2 separate regions of the Homo sapiens genome follow, and region 1 is linked to region 2. Evidence: read pairs that join two places in POLR2A ChIA-PET (ENCODE). Cell type or tissue: PC-3. All regions are shown on one strand. Links, peaks and the distances in the headings refer to the core of each region. The heading gives the core; the rest is flanking DNA. Region 1 overlaps ATAD2B (ATPase family AAA domain containing 2B). Region 2 overlaps ITSN2 (intersectin 2).

What was found. Peaks named below come from ENCODE experiments on the same cell type or tissue, not always from the same donor. Only the 100,000 strongest peaks of a DNase experiment are listed, where the experiment ranks them.
Region 1: POLR2A ChIA-PET joins it to region 2 with 6 read pairs; 2 of 35 experiments call an interaction of 5 or more read pairs at or near these places.

What each region holds. Positions count from the first base shown.
Region 1 is chr2:23,896,224-23,904,569 of GRCh38, forward strand. The region is part of intron 1 of ATAD2B (ATPase family AAA domain containing 2B); the gene reads right to left. It also overlaps the pseudogene RPS13P4. Among named protein-coding and RNA genes, the nearest start is that of ATAD2B, 27 kb to the right of the region's middle. In PC-3, for the core only: no CTCF peak of the experiment used is centred there; DNase peaks (open chromatin) are centred at 4,448, 4,898, 5,928 and 6,418; H3K4me3 peaks cover 1,756 bases; H3K27ac peaks cover 3,231 bases.
Region 2 is chr2:24,284,190-24,292,535 of GRCh38, forward strand. It overlaps ITSN2 (intersectin 2), which reads right to left. Exons shown (of 40, transcript NM_006277.3): 16 at 2,023-2,162; 17 at 574-654. Among named protein-coding and RNA genes, the nearest start is that of ITSN2, 72 kb to the right of the region's middle. In PC-3, for the core only: no CTCF peak of the experiment used is centred there; no DNase peak of the experiment used is centred there.

The DNA of each region.
Region 1 (8,346 bases), core at 88-8,087, 390 kb before region 2:
CTGAAGCAAGAGAATCGCTTGAACCCAGGAGGCGGAGGCTGCCGTGAGCCGAGATCATGCCAGTGCACTCCAGCCTGGATGACAGAGCAAGACTTTGTCTCAAAAAAAAAAAAAGAATTATTAATATTCTTGGATAATCAAGCATTTCGTCAACCAATAAATTTTACTGAATTATACTACAAATATAGCAAAATGTATAATCTGTAAATATAAAAACAAGAAAGATTACATTTATAATCAGAAAAATATGTTGTTTCTTGTTTTTATTTTGAAAAATGTTCAAGAAAGGGCGTGTGTTCTTAAACGTTTGGTGTGATATATATCTTTTTTGTATGACACAATCCCTCAGACCCTCCTAAATACTCCAGTATGTACCTCCCAAAACAAGGGCACTTTGCTACATTACCACCATACAACCCCCCAATCAGGAAATGAACATTGGTATAATACAGAGTCAAACCACAGACATATTCAAATTTCACCAAATGTCCCAACAATGCCTCTCTTTCAGGTGCAGGATCCTAAACAGAAACACATATTGCATTTAGTTAATGGACCTCCTCAGTCTCCCTCAATCAGTCTTTCCTTCTTTCCCTATCTTTCATGTCTTTGACGGTCAAGAGTACAGGCGAGCCAGGTGCAGTGGCTCATGCATGTAATCCCAACACTTTGGGAGGCCAAGGCGGGGCAGATCACCTGAGGTCAGGAGTTCCAGACAAGCCTGGTGAACCCATTTCCACTAAAAATATTTTTTTAAAAAGCCAGGTGTGGTGGTACATGCCTATAATCCCAGCTACTCGGGAGGCTGAAGCACAAGAATCACTCAAACCCAGGAGGTGGAGGTTGCAGTGAGCAACCACTGCACTCCAGACTGGGTGACAGAGCGAGACTCCGTCTCAAAAAAAATTAAAAAGTACAGGCCTTTCATTCTCTAGGATGACCCTCAATCTGGGCCCAGCTGATGTTCCTAATAATCAGATTCAGGCCACATATTCTTAAAAAGAATATACAGAAATGATGCTGTGCATACTATACCTATCCTTCCCATCCCTAGGGATGTTAACCCTCATCACTTGGTCAACCTGGTGTCTGCCAGGTTTCTTCACTGTAAAGTAACTATGTTTTCCTTTGTATTTGATGTATACATTATGGGGGATTATTTTGATAATTCACCAATATCCTGTTCCTCATCAAATCTCTACCAACCAGCCTTAGTATTCATTGACTACTCTTGCCATTATCAAATACCACAAAGATAGTGATTATCTAATTCCATCATTCCTTCTACATTTGTAGTTGGCATTTTAACAGAGAGCTTAACCTGTCCCCCCAAATTCATTTATTCATTTATATTTTTATCAGTATCATGGATTCTTATTTTATTCTACAAATTATAATTTCCTACTCTATTTATTTTGTTGCTCAAATTATGTGAGATTTAGCTAATGTGAGCCCCTTCAAAGCAATTCCTGTGTCTTTTGACACATCCTCATCATTCTGAGTACTTCCTTACTTTCTGGCACAACTGAATTCTGTAGGCTTATTTTATACTTTCCCTCTCTGGCCCTAGATTAGCATTTCTCCAAGGGGCCTTGGTTCCTCTTAGTCAATGATAGTATTTAGAAACCAAAAGCTGGGCACTACGTGTGCTCACTGTTACTGAGGCGTCACTGCAATTAAGTGCTCTCAGCAGAGAGAGCTAAGGAATATATAAACATATAAACATACACATACATATATACCTAAATCTCTTTTCTTTTTTGAGACAGAGTCTCAATCTATGTGATCATGGCTCACTGCAGCCTCTGCCTCCTGGACTCAAGCAATCCTCTAGCTTCAGCCTCCCAAGTAGCTGGGACTACAGGCACCTGCCATCATGCCCAGCTAATTTTTTGTTGTTGTTAAGATGGGACCTCACTATATTGCCTAGACTGGTTTCAAACTCCTGGCCTCAAGCAATGCGCCCACCTCAGCCTCTCAAAGTGCTAGGATTATAGGTGGGAGGCACCACACCTCGCCCAGCAACTTTTAAAGGTCTGAACAAAAAATATTTGCCACCTATTGTCTCTAAGGGAGGCCACTGCATCTATGCAATAAGAATCTTGGTCTCCACAACCCTTTATCTTAACCCAGACACTCCTTTATACTGACTCCAGGTTTTTAGAAAATAACTCTTCCAACAAATTGCCAATTAGAAAATCTTTGAATCCACCTATCAGTTGTAAGCCCTCCATCTTTCCCGTCTTTCCAGACTGAACTGATGTAGACCTCACACGTACTGATTGATGTCATATGTCTTCCTAAAATGTATACAATGAAGCTATAACTCAACCACCTTGGGCACATGTTCTCAGGACCTCTTGAGACTGTGTCTTGGTCCATGGCTGCTCATATTTGGCTCAGAATAAATCTCTTTAAATATTTTACAGAGTTTGACTCTTTTTGTCAAGAAGTATCTATAATCCTTTTCAATATGCTACCATATAGAAATATCTGTGACCAGGCACAGTGGCTCACACATGAAATCCCAAAACTTTGAGAGGTCAAGGCAGGACGACTGCTTGAGGCCAGGAGTGCCAGACTAGCCTGGGCAACGTAATGAGACCTTATCTCTACAAAAAACTTAAAAATAAAAATTAGTTAAGTCAGGGGCAGTGGCTCATGCCTGTAATCCCAGCACTTTGCAAGGCCGAGGCGGGTGGATCACCTGAGGTCAGGAGTTCGAGACCAGCCTGACCAACATGGTGAAACCCCATCTCTACTAAAAATACAAAATTAGCCAGGCATGGTGGCCCATGCTTGTAATCCCAGCTACTTGGGAGGCTGAGGCAGGAGAATTGCTTGAATCCGGGAGGCGGAGGTTGCAGTGAGCTGAGATCATGCCATTGCACTCCAGCCTGGGCAACAAGAGGGAAACTGTCGCAAAAGAATAATAATAATTAGTTGGGCATAGTGGTATGCACCAGTGGTCCCAGCTACTCAGCGAGGGTGAGGTGGGAGGATCGCTTGAGCACAGGAGGTCAAGCCTGCAGTGAGCTGTGATCACGCCAAGCCTGGGCGAAAGAGCAAGACCCCATCTCAAAAAAAAAAAAAAAAAAGCCACAAGGCCACACTGGTACTAAAAGGCACAAAAGAAAAAATAATTGAAATTCAAATATGAGCATGTATATAATTAAGATGGTGTATTAGTTTTATAATACACCATCACTTATTAGGTTAAGTTCCCAAGAAAAGCCAGCTAGCTACTTCCAAACTATATTCAGCACAGGGTGGAAAATCATTTAAGATATACTTCAATCTTATAACAATCCTTTGTCAGTCACCATACTATACTCAAATGAGTGTTTTTAAATTTAGTCCTTTCATTTTTTTCTTTTTTTTCTCTGAGATGGAGTCTCGCTCTCTCACCCAAGCTGGAGTGCAGTGGCATGATCTCAGCTCACTGCAAGCTCCGCCTCCTGGGTTCAAGCGATTATCCTGCTTCAGCCTCCTGAGTAGCTGAGACTACAGGCACATGCCACCACGCCCAGCTAATTTTTGTATTTTTACTAGAGACCGGGTTTCACCATATTGGCCAGGCTGGTCTTGAACTCCCAAACTTGTGATCCGCCTGCCTCAGCCTCCCAAAGCACTGGGATTACAAGTGTGAGCCACCGCGCCCAGTAGTCCTTTCATTTCTAATACAGTTTTCTTACTTTTTTTTTTTTTTTTTTTTTTTGAGACAGAGTCTAGCTCTGTCGCCCAGGCTGGGGTACAGTGGTCTCGGCTCACTGCAACTTCCACCTCCCAGTTCAAGCAATTCTCCTGCCTCAGCCTCCCAAGTAGCTGGGATTACAGGTGCATGCCACCACGCCCAGCTAATTTTTGTATTTTTAGTAGAGACAGCGTTTCACTGTGTTGGCCAGGCTGGTCTCAAACTCCTGACCTCGTGATCTGCCAGCCTCGGCCTCCGAAAGTGCTGGGATTAGAAGCATGAGCCACCACGCCTGGCCTCTTACTTTTTATTTTATATTTTTATTATTTTATTTTATTTGAGACAGAGTCTCATTGCCAGGCTGTTCTCAAACTCCTGACCTAAAGAGATCCTCCCACCTCGGCCCCACAAAGCGCCGGGATTACAAGCATGAGCCACCACGCCCAGCTTTAGTTTTCTTTATACTAGCTCATCCACTCCAACCTGGTATATTTACAGACTCCCAAGGTTAAAGTGTGCATTAAAGGTCATCTAACTGAATTACTAATCCAAGACATTCTTTACTCCAATTCTGGTCTGTGAACCAACAACATGGGCATGATCTATTTGGAAGCTCATTAGAAATGTAGAATCTCAGGCTCCACCCTCAGATCCACTGAATCAGAAACCATTTTTAAAAGATCCCCAGGTGATTCATGTGCACATTAGAGTTTGAAAAGCATTATTATATAACATATTCAAGACGTAGTCACTGGACCGCCTGACTGCCACCATCATGAGTCGCATGTGCACTCCTGGGAAGGGCCTGTCTCAATCGGCTCTGCCCTGTCACTGCAAGGTTCCCACTTGGCTGAAGCTGACATCTGATGACATGAAGGAGCAGACTTACAAACTGACCAAGAAGGGTCTGCCTCCCTCACAAATCAGTGTGATCCTGAGGCTCATATGGTGTTGCACAAGTATATTTTTGTGACAGGCAATACAATCTTAAGAATCCTTAAGTCCAAAAGACTTGCGCCTGATCTCCCTGAGGATCTCTACTGTTTAATTAAGCAAGCAGTTGCTATTCGAAAGCATGCTGAGAGGAACAGAAAGGATAAGGATGCCAAATTCCATCTGATTCTGATAGATGAATTCACCGACTGGCTCAATATTATTAATACAAGACCAAGCAAATCCTCCCACCCAACTGGAAACATGAGTCATCCACAGCCTCTGCCCTGGTTGCATAAGTTTGTCTACGTACTCAAGTAATAAAATGATTGTTTATCGAAAAAAAAGGAGTCACTGAGGAAGCAACATCATGTATTTTAAGCTAGAGTGTATCTGTGATACAGAAACTAGTACCTATAAACTACTGTACCAATTTAGATAGCCCAGGCCAGCATTACTCCTTCCAATCAAATTTGATCATTCATCTTCAAGACCTATCTCAGGACCCTTTTTTTTTTTTTCTTCATGAAATCTCCCTGAAGAATCTAGCCTAAATTAAGCTTATCCCTGCTACTAGTTGCAGCCCTACTATACATTTGGGCACTTGATTATTTCAACTTAGCATTATATATTTATCATCTTTAAAGTGTCATGTCCAAGTCTTGAAATTCTAGCAAGATTTTAAGCTCCTGAATTACAAAAACGTACCCTATTTTTTAAAATTCCATGATAACAAGGAAAAACAACAAACAAAATTTCTGGAAATTTGTTCACAAATTATTAATATAAATTATTAGGGGCAAGAAAGGAGGGCTCATGGTGAATTAAGTTTGGGAAACGATGAGGTCCAAGGCTTTTTGCTGCAAAACTTCTAAGAGTATTATGATAACATGCAAAATAAATCTCTAAGGATGAAATAAAGTATGTAACATTTCACAAACTTATTTGATCAAGCTCTCTTTTTTCATGGAATATCTGCAGGTACTAGTTTCCCAAACATACTCTGGAAATAAGTACTATGTACCATTGAACTGAAGACAAAAAAAAAAGTAGTAAAATATTTGAATTTTTAAAATAATCCAAGTATATAGTTACTTGAATATCAATTTAAGTGAGTTTTGCACATTTATTTATTGGCCATTTGCATATTCTACTGGCTTTCAATTCCATTCAGAAGTATTTCTCAAACTGTTGTTTACATACTACCTGAATCAAAAATCACCTGCATTACTCATTAAAAATTACAACCTGCTGGACTGGAATCTCTGGAGGTGAAACGTTTTTAACAAGGGCTTCCAAATGATTCTTAGTACACAAAAGTCTGAGGACCTCTGGCATATAACATACTTCAAGTATAATACAAAGCACATCATCCTAACTGCTACAATGTACTGGTATATTTACTTTTTTTGTCACGGGAGGGTTTCAATCTTGATTTGGCTCTATGACAGAGACCTCAGAATAAAGAGGATTACCAAAGACTCCTTCCCTCCAAAGAAATCTAGGGATTTAAGTAAAGTAAGCAACCACGATGTAAACAGGTACAAAATAATTACTTCAGCACCATTTAATTAACTTCAAGCTTTGGGAAAGCTTCTACCTACAAACCTGATGCTAACAATTCACCCTTAATAGGATGATCATAACCCTCAACCTTAACTTTTTCATCTTCCCTCAAAGCATTTTACTAGCTAATGATAACCTAACCCTTTGAGAGAAGGCGTTACCAGTTTCATGACAAAGATATTTAAAAGATTATGCAATCTACCCACAGCCATTTAGCAATCTGTGTCACAGTGATTATAATCCATGAGTAGGAAAAGTACCTCAGGCATAAGGGAAATAATTTCAGTTAACTAACATTTACTGATGACCTACTATGTACATAAGACGTGGAAGGCAGTGGTAAAAAAGATGGATAAGAACTACTTGAGGCCAAGCACAGTGGCTCACACCTGTAATCCCAACATTTTGGGAGACCCAGGCGGTAGGATCCTTGTGGCCAGGAGTTTGAAACCAGTCTGAGTAACACAGCAAGACCTGTCTCTTTAAATAAATAAATAAATAAATAACCTATTTGATGTAGACTTTAAAGGATGTTTTTGGCCGGGCATGGTGGCTCATGCCTGTAATCTCAACACTGAGAGGTTGAGGTGGGCAGATTGTTTGAGCTCAGGAGTTCGAGCCCAGCCTGGGCAAAATGGCAAGACCGTGTCTCTACAAAAATATAGAAAAATTAGCCAGGTGTGCTGGTCCATGCCTGCAGTCCCAGCTACTTGGGAGGCTGAAGTGGGAGAATCACCTGAGCCCCAGCAGTTGAGGTTGCAGTGAGCCATAATCACGTCACTGCACTCCAGTCTGGGCAACAGAGCAAGACTGTGTCTCAAAAATAAATAAATAAATAAATAAATAAATAAATGTTGTTTTCAAGTCTTCTATAGAAGTGGGAATATGTATTCTAACAACTTAATAATGGGGCACATAAAATACCAGAACACAATCCAAGGATGAGATAACTTCCAAGAGAAGTATAATAATAATAATGTAAAATCCTACAGAAATTAAATAATGAAAAGATATAGTCATCCCCACTTAAGCAACTTTTTTAATTCTAACCTCTTTGAATAGATAACTTTTTTCAATTTGTAAAAACCATTCTCTCCTTGACTTTTACAGTCCCTTAAACCATACTCATCAGCTACCATAAATAGTGACTATTATTCTGTCATAAATCTTAAAAAGTGAGGCAAAAGAACTTGAGAATAACTAGAAATGAATAGATGCTGCTCTGGTTTTCAAGGAAGGCTTCATGCCCAGATCTAAATTTGTCAGAAATCTAAAAGCTGGATTTTAATCTAAAAACAAAAAGAATGAAGCCAAGTATAGCATTTAAAAATGAGAGATGCATGGAACTAAGTTAATTAGCAGACCACTAGATTAAATCAAAACTTGATGACGGCCTCATTTAGAATTGGGAAAATCAGAAAGAAGAAATTTAGTCCAGAAAACAAAATAACTAGATTAGCGATATCAGTGCTGTATTCAAAATAAATACAGTAAGGGCAGGTATAAAAAGTGCCGGTTGTTGTTGGTGGTGGTGGTGGTGGTGGTAGTGGTGATGGTGGTGTGGGGAGCCAGGGAACAGGTGATGACGGGAGAAGTATAATGCTGAATTAAAATTGGAAAGTTAGTTTGGAATTATAGCCAGAAATCTAAGGAGAGGTCTATCAGGCTATGGGAAACACACCTCTGAGTTGAAGTGAGTTAAGGAGCAGAGACAGATATGAAACATGGTCATAAAAGAAAATGATCATAGGTAACGTACAGAGTATAAAAACAGAAGGGCAGAAGTCAAAACCTTAAAAAAATGCCTAATTAATGGGGATAAGCACAAGAGATGTCATAAAAATCAGAGACAAATATAGTCTCTCACTAAAACAAGAGGAGTTAAACTGCTCCAAAAAGACTTTAACAGAAGAAAGCTGATAAACCTGAGGATTTGTAAGTAAGAGATCATTGTAACTTCTGACAGGGCAATGTCTGTGAAATGCGGGGTGGAAAACACTAGGTGAATAATGGAGCAAGTGGTGAGCAAGTACAGGTGATGACTACAGAGCTAGTCTTACAAAAGTGTCAGAATTAAAAAAGAAAGAATAGTTTAGACTTGGAGGAAAGGATTTTCCTTCCTTTTTTTTTTTTTTTTTCTTTAAGAAAAGACA
Region 2 (8,346 bases), core at 69-8,068:
CAAAGAGAAATATTTATATAATTTAAACATTTTTATCTGATGTGCAAGCATGTCTAAATATGAGCCTGGTAACTAGACCTGACTAAAGTTGCCCCTGCATTATTGGTTCTTTAAAATTGTCCTTACAACAGTATTAGGAAGCAGCTTGGTGCATATATGACATAAACTTGCCCTAGATTTCATAAAGTATTAAGTTTTATTTTAAACACTGATTTTCAGTGATATGGGTAAGTGATTTAATCTCACATTTTCCTTTGAATTGAGTTAGTAATCATCTTTATCAGTTAACCCACTCCCAGGGATGTTGTAAAGGAACCAGGTTATATTTCTAAGTGTCCTGGACTTCTTTTGAGAAAGGTTACTGTGACAGGCAACCTTACTGACTTCTGGCATTAGACTCAAACAGGCAGTCAGATAGCAGAAGGATATTCAAGCAAGCAGAAAGAAAAAGGCTTATATTGTATATGTTATTTCAAACAAAGATACTCAGATAAAGGCAAAGAATAGTCTAGTTTTAAAAAAATAAAACAGCAAAGTAACTCAAAGAAAAGAAGCTAGATATTAGAAAATAACCTTAAGTAAGAGGAAGAGGTTGTTGAGACAGCTTAGCAGAGACAAAAGGCACTGAAGAACAGAGTCATCCATATTCCCACACTGTAAGATAAGGCAGATAAAAAGCCAATTAAACTACGTACAGAATTTTTTTTTTTTTTTTTTTTTTTTTTTGAGATGGAGTCTCACTCTGTCGCCAGGCTGGACTGCAGTGGCGCAATCTCAGCTCACTGCAACCTCCACCTCCCGGGTTCAAGCGATTCTCCTGCCTCAGCCTCCCGAGTAGCTGGGACTACAGGCGCATGCCACTACGCCCAGCTAATTTTTGTATTTTTAGTAGAGATGGGGTTTCACCATGTTGCCCAGGCTGGTCTCGATCTCTTGACCTCGTGATCCGCCCGCCTCAGCCTCTCAAAGTGCTGGGATTACAGGCATGAGCCACCATGCCCAGTTATGTAGATTTTTTAAAGAAATAATATAGGGAAGATAAGTTGGCTGGCTTGTCTAACCAGCAATGACAAATGATTTGGTTTTCTATAAAATTTTTTTCTACTGAACATATGCTTGTGTAAAGTGTATTATTAACATTGTTCACCTCAAATTCCCTTTCCTTACCTGAAGCCACCATGTTGTCCTTTCTTTAGCATGCTGTTTACTCTATATTTGCTGTTAATGTTATTCTAAATAAGTCAGCATGATAAAAGCCATATGAAGAGAGAGATTTCTTATACAAAAGCTTTATGAAAAGCTTTATTTCTTACAGAGAATAGCTTATGCTCTGGAAACTTTATATTGTTAGCAAAGGAATAACTGAGACTATTCCCAAATTTACATTCTATGCCATGAGCCTGGGTTTTTAGTTTCTTTCATAGGTATGGCTTCAGTGTACAATGAATACTGTGGTGAATGATATGCAGACAGTCTATGTTTTGGACATCTGCTCTGCCACTGCGGCAAACAATGAATCATTAACTTGCTTTTTGTGCAAAGTTTATAGTGCCAGATTCTGTTCTAGATTTCACTGATTATTGCATTATTTAACAAAGGTTAATTAAATTACACTTCACAAGGAAACAAAATAAAAACTGTGTTAAAAGAGCCACTAACACCTAAACTATTTCAAATTTTCCATATTTCTCATTTTTGAAAATTGCCTAGGATAACGCTGGCTGAGATCAGTTCTGTAATACTGACAAAGGCAATTGTTCTGGAAATGTATAGATGCCAAGACAAACAGCACATAGTCATCAAAAATTGGAAACTGTGATAAAGTATATGTTTAGTTATATGACACTATGTCATATAACTAGAACATTAAAAACAATCTTGAAATTCTTGTATAGTTGAAATTATAAAATAAATTATGAAAATGTAATACATATAATAGCTTTAGCTATTTATTCTATTAAATCAAAATAATGAAGGTAAGAAGGCAGTTACCTAAAAATAAATAGTATCAAAAATAAATACCTTTAGTTGATTGTTAAAAGAATCCATTTCTGACAGCTTAGATGCAGTTTCTTTTTCAAGAGCATCTAACTGTTCTTTAAGTCTTTGGCATAATTCTTCCTTTTCTAATGATTTTTTATGAAGTAAACTGACCCCTGAATCTGAAAAACAAACATCAGACAGTTTACATTTTGCAGAAGTTCGTATGTCATTACCAGCATGTCATTTACTGTTTGGTCAGATTGATGTAACTAGACCAATACGAAGGATGTATACACAATGCAGACCAGTACAAGAGAAAACATTCAGTTGTTATTTCCACTTCCCAGATTATATGCTGGAAAGAGCATCAGAGGAAATGGTTGTAAGCCTTGGTTCTGCATTCAAAAGGACTAGGACCTGAAGTGAAATTCTACTTTAGGAAAGATGCTTCACCAATCGAATCCTCAGGCTTTTCATCTATACAATGAGCATCATGCTACATTAAATGAGGTGATGGATATAAAGCCATTGTACACTCTGGTCCACAGTTAATACTCAATTAATAGAAACTATAGTTAAAGTAGCTTTCCATTTATTCTTAGTGCTCCCAAGAACAGGGAAATATTCACAGCAAAGATTCAGTAAGTATTACTAACTGGATTATTTAGTAACATTATTTTAGGAGGTAAGAACAGAAGGTTTCATTTTATATTATCTTTTTTTACATATTCATGCAGGGATGAAGAAACCAGATGGAAATATATAATGCAGAATACATTACAATAAATTAAAATAGCAATATTATCTGTTTAAATGTCTGTTTTTAACTTTATCATATTTTTGAAGTACAGAAGTACAAAATTTAAATAAAATGAAACATACAGAGTAAAAAATTAAAACACCTCCATTTCAACTGCAAGTTCATCCCCCTTTTAGGCATTTACATTTAGATGTGTACATACTCAACTTTTATTTCCATGGGTTTTAACAGAATCATATTGTCTACATTGCTATGCAACTTGTTTTCAATTTAGTAAGATATCTTATCAATCAGGACAAACAGATCTAGTTCATTCTTTTAAATTGCTCCATAGTAGTTTACATTATGGCTACTGCATAATTTATATAACTACCTTTCTGACTGGTATGGGTAGATGTTGGTCTGAACCCACTGATCAACATCTACCCATTTTCCCCTCCCTCTAACCCCTGGTAACCACTCTTCTACTCTCAGTTTCTGTACAGGAGTTCAACTTTTTTAGATTTTATATGAAACTGAGGTCATGCAGTATTTGTCTTTCTGTAACTGACTTACTGCATTTAGCATAAGGGAGCGCAAATATCTCTTTGAGACAGTAATTTTGTTTCCTTTGAATATATATTCAGAAGTGAGATTGCTGGATCATACAAGAGTTCTATCTTATTTTTTTTAGAAACCTTCATACTGTTTTCCTTAACAACTATACCAATTTACATTCCTCCAACAGTGTACATGGGTTCCCTTGTTCCCACATGCTCACTACCACTCGTTATCTCTGATCTTTTTGATAACAGCCATCCTACCAGGTGTGAGGTGATATTATATTTCAATGTGGTTTAGATTTGCATTTCCCTGATGATTAATAATGTTGAGTCCCTTTTTAAATATCTCTTTACCATTTTTAGGTCTTCTTTGGAGAAATGTCCACTCAGGTCCTTTGCCCATTTTGAAATTGGGTTGTTTTTTGGTATTGAGTTATATATATTCCTTGTATTTTGGATATAAACCACTTATCAGATACATGGCTCACAAGTATTTTCTCCCATTCCACAGACTGCCTTTTCATCTTGATTGTTTCCTTTACTGTGCAGAAACTTTTTAGTTTGATGAAGTCCCACTTGTTTATTTTTGTTTCCTGAGCTTTTGGTGTAATATCCAAAAAATCACTGCCAAGGCCAATGTCAAAGAGCTTTTGTCAATGTTTTCTTCTAGGAGTTTTACGGTTTCATGTCTTATGTTTAATCCATTTTGAGCTGATTTTTGAGTATGGTATAAGGCTCCAATTTCATTCTTTTGCAGGTGGATATCCAGTTTTCCCAATACCATTTATCGAAGAGGCTACCTTTTCCCATTGTGTCTTCTTGATACCCTTGTCAAAAATTAGTTGACCATATACACTTGGGTTTATTTTTGGGCTCTCTATTCTATTTCATAAGTCTGTATGTCTTGTAATTGACAAAAAATTGTATATATATTGTATGCATGTTGTTTTAAAATATGTATACATTGTAAATTGGCTAAGGAGCTAATTAACATATGCATAATTTAGCTAATTAACATAATGTGTATGTTAATTAGCTAGGCTCTCTATTCTGTAAATCTATGTCTTTTGTAATCAACAAATAAAAACTTGTATTTATAGTACGCATGTTGTTTTGAAATATGTATACATTGTAAAATGGCTAAATTCAGCTAATTAACCTCACATACTTACCTCACATACTTACCATTTTTGTGGTGAAAACACTTAAAATCTATTCTCTTAGCAACTTTAAAGAATACAATGCACTATTATTAACTATAGTCACCAGGTTGTACAATAGATTTCTTGAACTTATTCCTCCTATCTAACTGAAATGTTGATTTCCTTTGAGCAAACTCTCAGTGATCCCCTTTTCTCTCACCAGCCCTGGTAGCCACCATTTTATTCTCTACTTTTATGGATAAATATATACACTCCACAAATAAATGAAATCATACCGTATTTGTCTTTCTGCGCTTGGCTTACTTCACTTAATGTAACATCTTGCAGGTTCATGTTGTCCCTATGTCTGTTTTTATGCCAGTACCACACTGTTCTGATTACTATAGCTTCATAATATTTGCAAACAGGCAGTGTGATGCTTCCAACTTTGTTTTTCTTTCTCAAGATTGCTTTGGCTATTTGAAGTCTTCTGTGATTCCATATACGTTTTAAAATTGCTTTTTCTATTTCTGTGAAAATGCTATTTGAATTCTGATATTGTGTTGAATCTGTATATTGCTTTGGGTAGTACAGATAATTTTTAAAATATTAATTCTTCCAATACATGAACATGGAGTATCTTTCCATTTATTTATGTCTTTTTCAATTTCTCCCATCAATTAGTTTTCAGTTACAGATCTTTCCCCTCCTTGGTCAAATTTATTCCTAAGTATTTAATTATTTTTGATGCTGTCATGAATAATATTGTTTACTTGATCTCTTTTTTGAATAGTTATTGGTGTAAAAAATGCAACTGATTTTTGTATGCTGATTTTGTGTCCTACAACTTTACTCAATTCATGTATTAGTTCTAAGTTTTATTGCAGTCTTTAGGGTTTTCAACATATAGGATCATGTCATCTGCAGACAGGGATAATTTTACTACTACTTTTACAATTTGAATGTATTTTATTCCTTTTTCTTGTCTGAGTAGTCCTGCTAGTACTTCCAGCATTACGTTGAACAGAAGTGGTAAAAAGTGCGTATCCCTACCTCATACCAGATCTTAGATCAAGCTTATCCAACCTGCAGGCCATGGGCCACATGCGGCCCAGGATGGCTTTCAATGTGGCCCAACACAAATTCATAAACTTTCTTAAAACATTATGAGATTTTTTTTAGCACTCATCAGCTATCATCAGTGTTAGTGGATTTTATGTGTGGCCCAAGACAACTCTTCTTCCAATGTGACCCAGGGAAGCCATAAGATTAGACACCCCGATCTTAGATGAAAAGTCTTCAGTTTACCCCCATTGATTATGATAGCTGTGAGCTTTTCATAAATGGCCTTTATTATGTTGAAGAAAATTCCTTCTATATCTATTTTTTTTGAGAGTTTTTATCATGAAAAGATGTTAAACCTTGTCAAATACTCGTTCTGTTATTTATGGAGATGATCACGTGGCTCGTAGATTTTTGTCTTTCATTCTGTTAATGCACACTTTAAATTCTGACAGAAATTGCCAAACTACTATTCCAAAAAAGCTGTTATCAACTTATGCCACCAACAATACCTGTTTCTGCAAACCCTCATCTATATTGGATATTATCAATCTTTTTTCATTTTTGCTAATTGGCAAAAAAGAAACCTGATTGTTATTTTAATTTGTATTTTCTTGATAACCAGTGATGTCAAAGAAACATCTATTTATGTTTCTGGCCAGAGTCTTGAATTGTTAGGTCTTATCCTTTGCCGTATTTTTCTATTGGGCTGTCTTAATTTTTGATTTGTAGAAGCTCTAAATTCTTGTATTACATGTACTTCAAATTTTTTAGTGTTTATGCTGTCTTTCATTATGATGTTTTCATTTTTAATCATCAAATCTGTAAGTATTTTCTTCATGACTCTATGTATTGTTTAAAGAGACCTTCCTCATACCAAGATTATAAAATATTTTCCTGTTTTATAATAGTTTTTAAGTTGTTTTTATGTTTAGCCTCCTAATTTATCTAGAATTTATTTCTGTACATAGAGAGCGGTAAAGAGCTCCTCTGCAACTCTTTCAGATAATCCACTGTCCCTCAAATCACTTACTGAAAGCCCATCCTTTCCCCACTGATGTTAAGTGCCAACTTTATCTTATCCTACGTTGCCATACATGCATGGGCTTTCTTCTAGACTCTATTCAATTCCATTGTTCTACTTTTCTATTTCTGATCAATAACACACTATTTTAGGCACTCTAACTTTCATATCTTATGTTTCGATATCTGATAGGGTTAGTCTCCTCCCCCCTACCAAAGTTTTTCTTTTTCAAGTTTTGCCTAATCTTGTACAATTTATTTTCTAGATGAATTTGTCAGTTATCTTCCCAAGTTTCATTTTAAGAAACCCAAAAAGAACTGAATATATAAATTAGGAGAGAACTGACATAGTATTGATGTATAGTATAGTATAATATTAAGCTAGTTCATTTAGGAACATAAAATGTCTCTAATTATTCAGGAATCTTTTTTTTTTATTTTGTTTTGAGACAGAGTCTCACTCTATTACCCAGGCTGGAGTGCAGTGGCACCATCTCGGCCCACTGCAACCTCTGCCTCCCACGTTCAAGCAATTCTCATGCTTCAACCTTCCGAGTAGCTGAGACCACAGATGCGTGCCACTACCCCTACTGATTTTTGTATTTTTAGCAGTGATGGGGTTTCACCGCATTGGCCAGGCTGGTCTCAAACTCCTGGCTTCAAGTGATCTGCCCACCTCAGCACCCTAAAGTGCTGGGATTACAGGCATGAGCCACAGTGTCCAGCCTATTCAGGAATCTTTCACGTCTATTAGCGAAGTGTTATAGCTGCATATTTCTTCTTCTTCCTTTTTTTTTTTTTTTTTTTGAGACGGAGTCTCGCTCTGTCACCAGGCTGGAGGGCAGCGGTGCGATCTCAGCTCACTGCAGCCTCTGCCTCCCAGGTTCAAGTGATTCTCCTGCCTCAGCCTCCTGAGTAGCTGGGACTACAGGCGTGCGCCACCATGCCCAGCTAATTTTTGTATTTTTAGTAGAGATGGCGTATCACCATGTTGGCCAGGATGATCTCGATCTCTTGACCTCGTGATCCGCCTGCCTTGGCCTCCCAAAGTGCTAGGATTGCAGGCATGAGCCACTGCACCCGGCCCATATTTCTGCTTTATTCATAACAATGTATATTACTAATAATGCATGTTTTAATACCAAATTTGATGACATATATGAGCACTATGTTGGGTAACTGGAAAATAAGACAAAGAAACAACATGGTAGTACAGTGGGCTTTACAGTTAGACATGAATTTGAGTACTATGATTGTACCATCCTGGGTAACTACTTAATCTCTCTGAACCTCAGTTTTCCTGAGCTCACAATGGGAATAATAACTATACCAAAGGGTTATTGTAAAGATTAAAGGAAAGAATGCATCAAAACTGACTCACACAGTGCTTGGCACATGGCTGGTAATCTTAAATGGCAATTGTTATACAGAGAGGCATCTAAGGGATACAGGGTACTTTTCAAAGCCCAAACAAAAGCTTCCTATTTTGAATTGGACTATGGCTAAATAAATAAATAGGTAACAGCTGCACTGAATTACATTCCACAGAGAAAGAATAGCCCCATCACGTCCTCAATAAGACATATTCTACATTTTATTCACAATTCAAATAGGAACAATGACAACAATGATGACAATAATAAAGATATATTTCTGCCACTGTGCATATCAGGTGGGTTAGCTCACCCTGACTCTGGAATGCCTGTGTAGGGGTGAGGTGGGGGCTAATATACTTTGAACAGGAAAGAACCAAGTATAAGGAACACTGTCTGAGCAGGGACATGGATAGACCACATCAATGGAAGGCAGGAGACACAATAAAAATAGTTCACAA